Regions from separate parts of the Homo sapiens genome. Here region 1 is linked to region 2. The links are chromatin contacts, found by Hi-C or POLR2A ChIA-PET in ENCODE. All regions are on one chromosome and are shown on one strand. The core of a region is the stretch at or near the end of the contact, and the rest is flanking DNA. Distances in the headings are between cores, read along the strand shown.

Region 1 (7,049 bases), core at 2,686-5,185, 330 kb before region 2:
CCCTGAGCAGTAACATCTTATTTATAGCGTGGAAAATGGACAGAGCTGTTGATACTTAGGAGAGCTTTCCTCATTATCACCCCGAGGAGAGTGCCTGAGTCTCCAAGAGGTCATTGTTGGTCTGCAAGCTCTTAAGGCAGAAGAGTCTGCCAGTAACAGGGAAATCAGGACAGGATGGGAATGAGTGTCCCAAGGCAGTGACAGAAGCTGAGGCTGAACCTTCCCAGGAATCCTCCACCTTCAGGGTGCCACCTTGTCTCTGCATGAAGTGTCTGCAGACACACTGCCTGAAAGTGGCTCCTTAACAATGAACCTGCTTGCCTTTTCTCTGTCACTAGACCCCAAGACAATGAAGAGCCTTCATTGGCTGGGCATGGTGGCTTGCGCCTGTAATCCCAGCACTTTAGGAGGCCGAGGCGGGTGGTCAGGAGTTCGAAAGCAGCCTGACCAACATGGTGAAACCCCATCTCTACTAAAAATACAAAATTCAACCAGGTGTCGTGGCAGGCACCTGTAATCCCAGCTGCTCGGGAGGCTGAGGCATGAGAATCAGTTGAACCCAGGAGACAGAGGTTTCGGTGAGCCAAGGTCACACCACTGCACTCCAGCCTAGAAGACAGAGCAAGACTTTGTCTCAAAAAAAAAAAATTAACTAATTACTGAAATAAATAAACAGCCTTCACTAATTCTCCTACACAGTAATGGGCGCGCTCCTCCTACACAGGACTGGCATGCTGGGCATCTTTCTGGGTGATGGGAGGGAGGCCTAGACTCCATGGGTGGAGGCCTAGGAAGGTTTTGTGTGGCTGTCAGGAACATTCCCTGGCCTTGGCTGTCTCCTGCTGTCATTCAGTTCCAGCTCCTTGCAGTCAGTCTTTTTTTTTTTTTTTTTTTTAAATAGAGATGAGGTCTCACTGTCTTGCCCAGACTGGTCTTGAACTCCTGGGCTCAGGTGATCCTCCCACCTCAGCCTCCCAAAGTGTTGGAATCACAGGCATGAGCCATCACGCCTGGCTACAGATGGTGCTTTCAATATTAGCAATGGATAATTAAATATGTGGTTAAGAAGTTGTATTTAAGGTTAAAAATCACTATGAGGCTGGGTGTGGTGGCTCAAACCTGTAATCCCAGCACTTTGGGCCAAGGCAGGCGGATCACCTGAGGTCAAGAGTTCGAGACCAGCCTGGCCAACATGCTGAAACCCTGTCTCTACTAAAAATACAAAAATTAGCCAGGCGTTATGTTGCGTACCTATAATCCCAGCTACTCGGGAGGCTGAGGCAGGAGAACCGCATGAACCTGGGAGGCAGCGGTTGCAGTGAGCCGAGATAGCGCCACTACACTCCAGCCTGGGTGACAGTGAGACTCCATCTCAAAAAAAAAAAGTCACCGTGGGACACAAGCCCTGTATCAGAAAAGGTATAGAAATTAAAGAACAGTTAAGTCAAGATTTTGAATTTCTCTCTTCGTCCACTAGAGGATGTAATCCAACACCAGACTGTGTTCTCTGATGTAACTTGGTATAGAGTTTGGGTTTTGGGGCTTTTTTGTTCTGTTTTGATTTGTGTAATTTAGCCAAGACTTTCTGTGACCAAAAAGTTATGTCTGTTGTAACTTGGTACAGAGTTTGGATTTTGGGGTTTTTTTGTTTTGTTTTGATTTGTGTAATTTAGCCAAGACTTTCTGTCACCAAAAAGTTATGCAGAAGATTCATCTGCGGGGCTGGGCTCTTAGTTACGAATCTGTCCGGTTGTCCCAGTGGAATCAGTCCAGGTGTCTTGGTTCGTGATAAGTGCTTTCCTTGGAAGCGTTTATCATGTCAGGAACCAAGCACAGGCACTGCACGTGGAGATAAGAGCGTGTTCTAATACATTTCTCCGTTCCAATGTACTCCCAGTGCCAGCTGGTGAGAACATCGGGAAAGATTTTCTTTGTAAGGAATCCAGTGTTAACACGTACCAGTATTTGAAGTCCCAGACAGTGTGCATTAAGGGTTTAGAAGTGTCTCTGGCATGAACATTGCTTATAACTTGAAATTGACAGGTACTTATCAAGACCAAACAAAGTTTGCACAAAGCCAGCACAGTTAAGAGTGCTGATTGTGGCCGGGCACGGTGGCTCACGCCTGTAATCCCAGCACTTTGGGAGGCCGAGGCGGGCGGATCACAAGGTCAAGAGATCAAGACCATCCTGGCCAACATGGTGAAACCCCGTCTCTATTAAAAGTACAAAAATTAGCCGGGCGTAGTGGCGCACGCCTGTAATCCCAACTACTCGGGAGGCTGAGGCAGGAGAATCTCTTAAACCTGGGAGGCAGAGGTTGCAGTGAGCCGGGATTGTGCCACTGCACTCCAGCCTGGCGACAGAGCAAGACTCCATCTCAAGAAAAAAAATTTAAAAAAAAGAGTGCTGATTGTTAGCTGGTGGGAAAGTGGACTTGCTGGGTGGGGGCGGGGGAGTGGGGAGAATGACCATTCTGAAAGTGTAATCTTCAACAGAGTACTGTACGTTCTCTGGCTTATTAGCCCGGTGAACAGCTTTCTGATGGTTTTAGTTGAACAAGTATTGCTGGATATGTTAAAATACAGCCAGAGGCAAAACATACTCCCTCCTCTCAGAGAACTTATATCCCAGGATAGGGGAGACTGGAAACAGGTCATTAGAATATGCAGAATAACAGATGAGTGCTATGGAGAGAAAGACAGCAGCCCCACTACGGAGGAGCACGGGATGGGGTTTGCAATTTTAGATGGGTGGCCTTTAACCAAATCCTTCAGTGAGAGTAAGTCACATGATGACCAGGAAGAGCACCCCAGCAGGGGAGGCAGCCAGTGCCCTGGCACACAAGCAAAAGGAGTTGATGAGAGGGCTGGGGGGCTGAGGCCAGATCTCATGGGGCCTCACATGGAGGAAAGTGTGGGACTTCTGCCTTTTCTCTGAATAGTGTCCGTAGCTTACATATTCTATCTACTCTTGCCTTTTAGGAACCATTTTTCCCTCTAATGGTAGTTTACGTTAGAAGTATTTCCTGTTCTAGGCCCGGTGCAGTGGCTCATGTCTGTAATCCCAGCACTTTGGGAGGCCAAGGCAGGTGGATCACCTGAGGTCAGGAGTTCGAAACCAGCCTGGCCAACATGGCAAAACCCCATCTCTACTAAAAATACAAAAATTAGTCAGGCGTGGTGGTGCATACCTGTAATCCCAGCTACTCGGGAGGCTGAGGTACGAGAAATGCCAGAACCCAGGAGGCAGAGGTTGCAGTAAGCCATCGTCGTGCCACTGGACTTCAGCCTGGGCGACAGTGAGACTGTCTCAAAAAAAAAAAAAAGTATTTCCTGTTCCTACACATTGGCCCATTGAGAGGATCCCAGGTCTATGCATGGGGACACCGTCTTTTTGGCTCATGTTGAGCCACATGTCCTGCAGTATTTGGAAGTGTTCTGGGACAGACTTTGTTCACATAAAGATCGCGTGCCCTTCACTGCAGTGATGAAGCTGGAGACTGTCTTTCTCTGTGACAAGGACCTCAGCCCTGGATCTGTCCTCTCCTAGTGCCCACCTCATTCATGGAGCTCACCCCGTGGTTTTGGAATTGTTTCCTTCCCTGTGCCTTAGCTTCCCTGAACACTACTTCTACACTAGCTCCTTGAGAGTGGGAGCCCTGGACTTATTGCTTTTTCAACAGAGTAGATATGTGTGTTTCATTTATATCAGTATTTAAATTGCTAGCAACAAGACCACAAAAACTACATTCTCATAGAAGCCTGTTTGGGTTTGATGTGGTTACATGTGATTAATGTATTTGAAATAGTTATTTGTTGTGATTTTTTTTTTCAGATCAATTATGCAGCTACAGCCAAAACCAAGTTCTTTTTATTGCAATGGTAATGAAAGGAGCCCCGTGTAAGTCACTGGAAGGTCACATGTTCACAGACTGTCAGCTGTGGAGGGTTATGTAACAGTGGTTATGCAATGCCACGTTAGAACTACAGCCCGAGCAGCAAAACATTTAGATAATTTTATTGAATTAAAATAAGACTTCCACTCTCTTTGAATGACAAATCCCTTTTAACAAAACCAAGACTTGGGTTTTAATGTTGACTCCCACACGAGGCTCCGTAAGCCACATTTTACCTTCTATGCGTGGCTGGCCCCATTGAGTAGATTTCTGAAAGTCAAATTTCTGACATGAGCCTATTTGAAAACTTTGCTCAGTTGTCATCTTCTATCAGGATGAGTTATGGACGAAGCCCCCCATAAATCCTAAGGCACATCTTGAAGCCCCTAAAATCCAAAGGCATGGCCGGGCTCACATCTGTAATCCCAGCACTTTGGGAGGCCAAGGCGGGTGGATCACTTTGAGGTCAGGAGTTCGAGGCAAGCCTGGCCAACATGGTGAAACCTCGTCTCTACTAAAAATACAAATATTACCCGGGTGTGGTGGCACACTCCTGTAATGCCAGCTACTTGGAGGCTGAGGCAGGAGAATCACTTGAACGTGGGAGGTGGAGGTTGCAGTGAGCTGAGATCACCCCACTGCATTCCAGCCTGGATGACAGAGTGAGACTCTCTCAAACAAAAACAAAAAAAATCCTAAGGTACGTGAGTCTCCTTCACTAATGTACTGTCTTTGTTCCAAGATACTTCACCCCTTCGAAAGTTAACGGGGAAGATCAAAAGGAGGTATTAAGAGATCAAAATGAAATAAAGGCTTCATGCGTTTTTTGTTGTTTTTTTTTAACATGCCCCAGCATTACAACAAAAACATGTCTTTTTGTTTAAAAAAATTTTTTTTCCCAAAGTAATACATGCATTAGTTCAAAAAATTCATAGAACTAAAAGGCTTCTAACACTAGGCTAAGCTTCCCTGCTCTGGCGCTCCCAGCGGGAGCCATTTTCCATTCCTTCAGCTTCGCTGGTTTTGTTTCCGAGGAGCGGGCGTGCTGCGCTGCTTCTCTTTGAGTCATCTGGGTCCTCGCCTGTTGACTTTCTTCCTGGTAGATGTGGACTGACCTCTTCCTGGTAGATGTGGACTGACTTCTGCCTATTCACCCTCTGCTTCCCCTTCTGCACCCTCCGAGCACTGTGGTCATCTGTACATGCGGCATTCACGTTAGTGCGCATGCGCAAAAGGTGCCTACCGCCCTGCGCTGCAGTGTGTGCATTCTGTATTGTTGTCCCTGTTAATTTCCCCTTCCTTGGCTGGCTTTTTCTTTTTTTTTTTTTCTTTTCTTTCTCTCTCTCTCTCTTTTTTTTTTTTTTTTTTTTTTTTTTGAGACAGAGTCTCACTCTGTTGCCCAGGCTGGATTGCAGTGCTGTGATCTCGGCTCACTGAAACCTCTGCCTCCTGGGTTCAAGCAAATCTCCTGCCTCAGCCTCCAGAGTAGCTGGGACTACAGGCGCCCACCACCACGCCCGGCTAATTTTTGTATTTTTAGTAGAGACAGGGTTTCACCATGTTGGTCAGGCTGGCCTCAAACTCCTGACCTCAAGCGATCCACCCACCTCGGCCTCCCAAAGTGCTGGGATTACAGGAGTGAGCCACCGCGCCCAGCCTGGGCTTTCTCTGAACCTGCTGCTAAATTCTTCCCACACTTCCTGGTGGCCTCTCAGCGTAACTTTACGTAAGGTCAATCAAGTTAATTTATCCATTCCAATTTTTTTCTTAGATGAGTGAGAGAAGACTTTTCATACAATTGATTAAAGTTTTGTTACAATATTGTATGCAGGGGTCAGGCTGTAGTAGTCCAATTCATAAGTTCACATTTAGGTAGGGATATTTTATAGGAAAATATAAGAGCTGGATTATTGTTGTTAGGCCAAATCTAGAGTCACAGGCTGATGGTTCTGACAGGCAGCTGGTTGGGTAACTGGTTTCCCAGAAAACTCCTTCCCAATCTTGCCAGTCTCTACCCAGAAGCAAGTTATGAATTTATTAATTATATCAGGTAGAAAGGGCTCTGTCCCAAGCCTGGTTTAGTGTTAAGCATATAGTCCCTCTCTTTTTTTTTTTTGAGACAGAGTCTCGCCCTGTTGCTCTGTTGCCCAGGCTGGAGTGCAATGGCACAATCTCGGCTCACTGCAACCCCAGTCTCCCAGGTTCAAGCAATTATCCTGTGCCTCCTGAGAAGCTGGGATTACAGGCGCACACCACGCCAGGCTAATTTTTGTATTTTTAGTAGAGATGGCGTTTCACCATGTTGGCCAGGCTGGTCCCGAACTCCTGACCTCAGGTGACCCGCCCACCTCAGCCTCCCAAAGTGCTGGGATTACAGGCATGAGCCACTGTTCCCGGCCCCTCTTTTTTGACCAGACATAATAACTGTCATGGTTAAATCCCTGTCTTGGTTCAGAAGGCCCACGTTGTTGCATTTTTGGTCTAAGAATATAAGTGAATTTGTTGTCTAGTTGAGTGCTTCCCAAACAATTTGCAAAGGACTCCCCTGGGGATCCCATCAAAATGCAGCTTCTGGTGGTTCTGTGGGTCTGGCCTGGGCTGGAGATTCGGCAGTTCTCACAAGCTCCCAGGCCATGCTGATACTGCTGGTCTGAGGACCACTCGGTCCTTTCTCAGGGATGGTGGGACTTAGGCGTGGACTTACTTTGTAGAACACATCATCCTGACTATTGGTGGTGCTCATTTACACGTTGATGTAATTCCTTTAAACCAGCGTCCTGTGTTAGGGAAAACGTTCCCAACAGTCCCGTTGCGGTCACCATTTCTTGTAGTTTATTCACCAGGGTCTCTATGTCATGCAAGCTGGGTTCTCTGAGGTCTCTTATTTACATAGGTACATCAAGAGGCAATGATTAACATCCAAAGACCTCTTTGCTATTTGCTTAACAAAACTGCAGTCATCTGTTGGGGAAATATAATTTAAAAACAAAATCCCCCAACCCAGAAAGCCTCGCCACAAAAGTAAAAGCAAAAGAAAACAATTTTATGATTGAATAAGCATTAAACCAAAACGCGTTGAGCATCACAGGCAGCCCACTGAAAGAACTGCAGAGACAAATCTCCCGCTTTGATACAGCTAAGTGGATACAGC
Region 2 (6,770 bases), core at 569-3,068:
GTTGGCCAGGCTGGTCTCGAACTCCTGGCCTCAAGCGATCCGCCCGCCTCAGCCTCCCAAAGTGCTGGGACTACAGGCGTGAGCCACTGCGCCCGGCCTGATACCTATATCTTGACCAAGCTGCTGTGGAAACATTGAGTTCCCCTTGATAGTTTTGTCCACAGAGTGAATGTTTAGGAACCGGCGAGGCATCTCTCACCCCCACCCAGATGGCGGCCTGGAGGCAGCGTTTCTGACCCTGTGATGGGATTTGTCTCTCTTGTCCAAGAGACTTTAGAGATGTGGCCCCTGAATGTGGGGGCCCCTGTTGGGGTGGGAACGGGAGCTGGCCCTGGCCATTGTCCAGTGACCCCATCTCAGTGCCTCGATCCTAGCACCCTCGATCTCAGCGCCTCCCCTTCCCCGGCTCCGCGCGGAGATCACGTGGCTTGCGCTGAGCAATCCTCCACTGCCCCCGTCGCGTTCCTGCTGCAGGGAAGCCTTTCCAGGGAGCCAGCTGACACATTTGGCCTCCATTATTTGTTTTTGAACAGGAATGAAAGGAGAGAGTGAGTAAGAAAGTGGCAGGAGGTGGGGGTTGCAGAGTAGGGGAAGGTCAGAGAGAGGGGAGGAAAGATCTGGAAAGTCCAGGCATGTGCTCTGGAAGCAGGTGCCAGCGATGAGCTCATCTGGAGGGTGGCCGCCCGCCCTGAGCCCTGCCTGGGGCCAGCAGGGAACACTCTGCCAGGGCATGTCGCTGGGAGCCTGTCCTTGGCTCACTTTCTGCTGCTTTGAGCGCTGAGCAGATTTGTTTCCATTTTAGGGACAACGCAAGGAGGCTGTCATTCCACCCCTCACCTTATTAATATTTCATGAATCATAAGTGACCACTTACTGCGTCCTGACGTACTCCAGGCGCTGGGCTCGAAGCTTTATGCGCTTCATGGGATGTATCTGCACTATCGCCGTAGAAAACGGTTCCTGTTACTACTGCAGAGAAGGCACCGAGGCACAGAGAGGTTGAGGAACTGGCCTCAGGCCACACAGCTAGAAGCGGCTGACCCTGGCTGTGAACACAGGGCTGCTTGACTCCAAAGCCTGAGCTGGTTTGCAGCGAGGCTCATGGTTTCTGTGCCACTGTTTGAGCCTCTGGTCGAGCCCCTTGGCTCAGTGGGGGGCCCAGTGACCTACCAGCTGTTCCATTATATGTTGTGGACACCTCCACGGCCCACCTGGGTGGGAGGGAAGGGGCTTCAGGAGGTGGGAGGGGTACAGGGAACACAGTCCAGCCTGCTTGGGCCCAATACCTTGACCTTCAAGGTACCCCTTGAGGGTAGCATGAGGCTAAGCTCTTGTTCTCCTCCAGGACTCTGTTCCTGTGAGGGCCTCGGGGTCCCTTGCTTTTTTCTGGGGGCCTTGCTGGTCAGGATCACAGAGAAGCTCTTTGCTGTTGATCTTTCTGCCTCTGTATCTTTTGGCAAGCCATTTTATGACTCAGTTGCTTTGTCTGTAAAATGGGTTGAATAACATTGTCCTGCCTCGGAGGGTTTTTGGGAGGATCAAATGAGACCTGTTGCACAGAAGCCCTTTGTAAGCCATGCTGACTGGCGGTCGCCGGGCCCCCAAGTGAATGGGCATCCGGGCACTGAGTGTGTGGACTCAGTACTCGGAAGGAGGGGCTGGGGGGTACCTAGAACTCCTGGGAGGCTTGGACCCCTGCTCTGCTCAGATTCTGAGCTTCTCCTTGGCCAGTTTAATTCCCATCAGTAGGGTGAGGGTAACCAGGACTTACGCATAGTTGGGCGAAGTCGAGTGACCACATGTGGAAGTCTAGCGTCCTTCATGCAAAGTGGGCAGGCGGCCAAAGTGAGCTCTGCTCCAGTCCCCCCACCCCCGGGGCTGTTCCTGGCGCCCTGCCCTCCCCCAGAGCCCCACTGACCTGCACCATGTGACCCGGGCCTGGGAAGATGGGCCCAGCTGTGGGAGGTCGTGCGGGCTGGGGACTGAGAGTGCCGGAGGAGGGCCTCCCAGGAAAACCCAGCTGCACAGGAAGCCGGGCCAGCGGCCTCCGGAAGCCTCTGGGCTTTGCAAGCTGGACTCCCCAGATCTGTGGCTGTGGGGCCCTCTCCTGCCTGCAGCTGAGAGCCCTTGACCCGCACCTGAGGGCTTCAGAGGTCCGGGAGGGGGATGTGACCGTGTCCCCAGGGTGAAGCCCACCCGAGTGTCACTCTGGATACAGCCCTCACCTCTTCCTGGCCCCCTCTCTGGTCATGGGGACGCTGCCTGGGGGGGGTTCCCTTACATGGAAGGAGCTGCAGCTGAGCTGGCGGGCCTCGCACACCCCCAAGGCCGCCTGACTTCCAGCCTCCAAGTGGGGTTGCATTCACCACTCAGGACCTGGAGCCTCAGCCAGAGAGGGACCCTCCACTGCCTCTTTCTCTGTCTCTTGGGAAAGGTAGGGTCTTTGTGCCCCCTCCCACCCAGGGACCTGGCATGTTGGGAGGCTAAGAGGAAGCTGCCCCCCGCTCATCTACCCCCCAACCCTCCCAGCCAGCAGAGTTTTACCTGTGTGCTTAGAATCTGTGCGTGGAGCCAGAAGTCACAAGGTTGGCCCAGCTGTGTCTGACCCTGGTTGTGCGGTCTTGGACAGTCCCAGCCCTCCTGGAGCTGAGCATCCTGATCTGTAGAGGAGAGGCTGCTGTGCCGGCCCCGCAGGGCCCTGTGCAGAGGGGAGTGTGTGCGGCTGTGAGTTCAGGCCATGCCCTCAGACTGGAGGATAGGATCGGAACAGTGGGTCAGGATGGCCAGAGGGTCCCAGCCTCAGGAGGAGGCCTCCACACCTCCCAGCACCTCCACACCAGGAAATGCAGCCAGGCCCCCAGGCCTCCCATGTCAGGAAGCAGCACCCCGCCCCCCACCTCTGGTTGCCTGGGCCTGAGAAGTTGAGCACTCCTCCCGAATCCGAGTGCCCTCTGACCCCTGCTTGGGTAGTTGTCCCTCCTGAACTGACCGCCTGTCCTACACAGTCCCCTGTGGTTTGCCCGACAGGGTGGCCAGCGAGTCCCCTGCACAGCACACCTCCCCCAGGAGTGCTGCCTGTGATGATGGTGTAAAGGGTGCCCCCCCGAGCCCCCGGAGGCATGCAGTGGCGCAACAGCGTGAGCCCAGGAGCCCCGGTGAGCTCCTGGATGGAGAATCTGTTCAGATCACTCCCCAGCCTAAACCTTCCCTGGGTGTCTGCTGTGCTTGGGGCGCTGACTCATCGTGGGGCGGCCTGTGAGACCCTACGTCACCTGGCCACTCCCCTCAGCCCCTGTTCACTGCACCGGTCCCCTGGCCTGGCTGCTCCTGGAACATGAGGGCTCATCCTCACGGAAGAATATTCACTTGTTCCCTCCTGGAAAGTCCCTCCCTAGACCTCCTGGCCGCCTCATTCAGGTCTTGCTGAAGCGCTGCCATCTTGGAGAGGCCTCCCTGTCACCCGCAGTTAAAACAGCCCTCCCATGCCTGTGGGTGGCTTTCTATGGGGCATGGATGAGTATTGGAGAGTCTTGCCGTTTATTTGTTCATATGCCCTCTGGGAGGGCAGGGGACACTGACTTGTGTTGTGGGTGCCTTGCATGTCACGGGTGCTCAGTGAATGCCTGTTAAGCATTAGGGGAGCACAAAGGAGGGAAGCCTCTGTCCAACTGGAGCAGTCAGGGAAGACTTCCTGGAGGAAGTGGTATCTGGTCTGCTTAGAATGTGGCGATTTGTCTGTATGCAGACATTAGATTAGAGGGCAAAGGCCATTATCATAACTTAGCAGACAGCTACAAGCAGCTAAGGAATTGCTATGACATGGACTGCTCGTGATTGGAGCTAAGAAGGAGTCAGAGACAGAGGTCCCTGTGCTCTGGCGTGAGTCCTTGGGGGAGGCTGAGCTCCCAGAATGTGGGGCCGCCTGTGCAGAGGCCGGAGGTGGGAGACACACCTGTGAGTGCCGGTGAGTGTGGGGTGAGCCACTGGGGCTGGATCAGAAGATGGGAATCCCTAAACCCACCAACCAGCCTTGGTGCCCTGGGAGTGACAGGAGACGGGGCTTCTGGGGGACTAACCCAGCACAAGTGGACGAGATGGGATGCAGGGGAAAGGACAAAGCTCTCTGAGGCTTTGGGAAGCTGAGTTAGGGTAGAGCCATGACAGGGTGAGTTCCAGAAGCAACACAAGAAAAAATAGCTAGACTGGGTTTTCCCTTCACTGTGGGAGATGCCCCACCTCACTTCCCCCGTCCTCCGGGCTCTGGCAATGGGCTGGGCACAGTGAATGGGTTCCATCTGCAGGAGTGGTCACACCCCTTGGGCACAGCTGCCTCATACACTGTATTGAGATGGGATCCGAGGCCGGGAAGAACAGCTTCTTCTGTAGGTTGACATTGTCAGCCTTCGGGGAGGGAAGGACGGCAGGGGGCCTGGAGCATCTCCTTTTGCCATCCACACTCTGTGCCTGCCTGCAGGGTCTTGAGCCCTGTCTGTTCTGCCTCAGTCCTGGTCAGGAACTTGTTGGAGCCCATAGGGGCAGTCAGGCTGGAACAGGAGGAGACCAGGCCGGCAGGGGAGCCGAGAGGGGGCCCTGGACAGCACCCAGGGCTGAGTCATCCTGGGCCTGCCCGACTTGCTATTTGGAGCTGTTCCCGCTTGCTCATCATGTGCAAGGTCCTGATCCACTCGGGTCTGTTTAACCAGCGCCCCTCCCCAGGCCCAGTTAGCCTGGTTTTCGTTCGATTCATTTATTGTCATCAGTGCCATCCTTGCACCACGTAACTAGCCTTTGCAGCATGCCAGCCACCAAGCTCAGGGCCCTCTGTGCATCTCCTGTAACCCTCACAGCAACCCGGGAGGCACAGAGAGGCTGAGTCGCTGGCCCATAGTCACACAGCAGGTATGGGGCATTGCCAGGATTTAGCCGGATCTCTGACTCCAGGGCCTTTCCAGGGCCTTGGGTGGGACACTGGCAAGGAAGCAAGGTATGAACACTGGCCCTGCCTTGGACAGAGCTCGGGGACGGTGGCCTGGCAGGCCCAGCTGACACAGTGACCCTGGTGCAGGTTCAACCATTGGCAAAGTGTTCAAGTACACACAGAATCTCAACTGGGGAGACAGGCGAAGCGGTCAAGGGAGGGCTGTGAGTGACAGGTGGACACTGTACCTACTGGCAGATCAGCTGACCTTGGTGCCTTCTGGAGCCTTTCAACTTCCTTATCCAGAAAAAGAGGAACTAACAGTTCCACCCCCAAACTGGGTGGGAGTACCACATTCGAAATTGAAGCAAAGCTGGTCGTGTCACAGGCTCGGCAGATGTTAGCTGTGCAGGCAACTTAGTGACCATTTGAAGTAGGCTGTGCGGCGGCATCCTCATCTTGCAGATGTAGTCCAGAGAGGTTAGGGCACTAACCCTGGGTCACACAGCGACAGCTCAGGCTACAGAGAGCAGTGCTGGATGGGAGGGTGTTGGCAGCTTCAGGCACAGGCTGGGAGGGCTGTGGGGTCAGCAGAGGGAGGGCACACTTCCCAGCTGGTGGGGTTCCCTTGTGCCTCAGTACTCATGTGGGCCCAAAGGAGCTGGAAGGAGGGAGGTTAGAGCCACCCATGGGTTCAGAAGCTGATAAGCAGGTTATTGACTCTGAATTTGCCTCATCGTATGTAAATTGGGGACAAATTTGGGGATTTAATGATATAATGTAAGAAGCAGACATGTCACAGCCCTGGTTATACAGTCAGTGTATAATAAGTGGTAAGCCGTCAGAGGAGGCAGCCGGTGAGAATGGGAGCATCTCAGCAGCCCTCCGCCCCCTGCTCCTGGTTGCAGATGTACCTGTTCTTGGCTATTTGTGCCCCAGCTCCGTGTCCTCCGGTGTGTGTGAGGCCAAGCTCCTGGGGTGGGGACTTGGGGGTGTGTCTGCAGCTCCTGAGGCCAAGACCAAGGCTGAGGCCGAGGCTGAGGCTGAGGCCACCTTGGTGAGGAGGAAATTGCAGGTGGAGAAGCTCGTTGACCGTGACCTTGATCTGACCGTAATTTTGATGGTGCCGATGCCGTCAGCACGCAGGCCTCCTGCCCTCGCCACGACTGGCTCCTGCAGCCCACCTGGCTGAGAGGTGTGCTGGCTCTCGCAGGTTGCAAAATGGGGACATCACCGTCCGCCTGGGCTACAGCGTGCTCGCCGATTGCATTTGGGGAGGGACTGAGGGCTGATTGTGTTGTGGGGATGTTGGCAGAGAATCAGAGAGGGCATCCAAAAAGGCCAACAGTTCGGTGGGGAGAGGAGGCGCAAGGCTGGTTCCTGTTTTCTGGGCTTTGATCGAAAGGGAACAGGGGACACATCTGGGGACAGTCTCCTTCCTGGAGGAAGAAGGGCTTAGGGTGCTGGTGTGGAGTTTGCACAGATGGGGATAATGAGCTGGAGGGTGCTGGGCAGGAGCTGGCCAGTAATAGGCTGACGAGGGAGGCCCTGCTGGCTGGGCCTGGTTTTCAAGTGAGCATCCTGAGCTGCGGGGACCCAGGGGGTCTTAGAGACCTCAGAGCTGAGACTCGGGACCACAGAGGGGTGGGCTGTGCTCAGGGCAACACAGCGGATGGGGCAGATGTTGCGAAACCTGTCTCTCTGCCTCTCTTTCTCCTGCTACAGAACTGGATCCTCCCAGCTCATGGCTGTCAAATCCTTTAGATGCTTCTGGGTTCCATGGGCGCCTTACACTGGCTTCCCTGTAGGACAGCAGACCCTGGGGGTTGGCTCTGATGGTATTCACCATGGG

What was found. Hi-C counts contacts between places; a loop is a spot of excess contacts on that map. ChIA-PET counts read pairs that join two places held with the same protein, here RNA polymerase II (POLR2A). Pooled maps may share reads with other maps.
Region 1: a pooled map of ovary shows a loop between it and region 2 (3-fold over the local background). The contact joins two enhancer-like sites. A Hi-C loop is called at or near these places in 3 of 50 pooled maps. POLR2A ChIA-PET finds 5 or more read pairs at or near these places in 2 of 52 experiments (PC-3 and activated B cell).

Annotation. Positions count from the first base shown.
Region 1 is chr17:77,095,181-77,102,229 of GRCh38, forward strand. It overlaps a transcript of SEC14L1 not described here. Among named protein-coding and RNA genes, the nearest start is that of MIR6516, 9.3 kb to the left of the region's middle. Within about 2 kb of position 3,936, at least 24 of the 41 ENCODE cell types and tissues checked have a DNase peak (open chromatin) inside an H3K27ac peak, as active enhancers do.
Region 2 is chr17:77,423,238-77,430,007 of GRCh38, forward strand. All of the region lies in intron 3 of SEPTIN9 (septin 9), which reads left to right. It overlaps LOC112268199 (a long non-coding RNA gene), which reads right to left. Exons shown (of 2, transcript XR_002958141.2): 2 at 1-6,770. Among named protein-coding and RNA genes, the nearest start is that of MIR4316, 30 kb to the left of the region's middle. RefSeq lists enhancers at 1-641, 2,604-2,693, 3,326-4,234, 5,454-5,513. Within about 2 kb of position 1,819, at least 33 of the 41 ENCODE cell types and tissues checked have a DNase peak (open chromatin) inside an H3K27ac peak, as active enhancers do.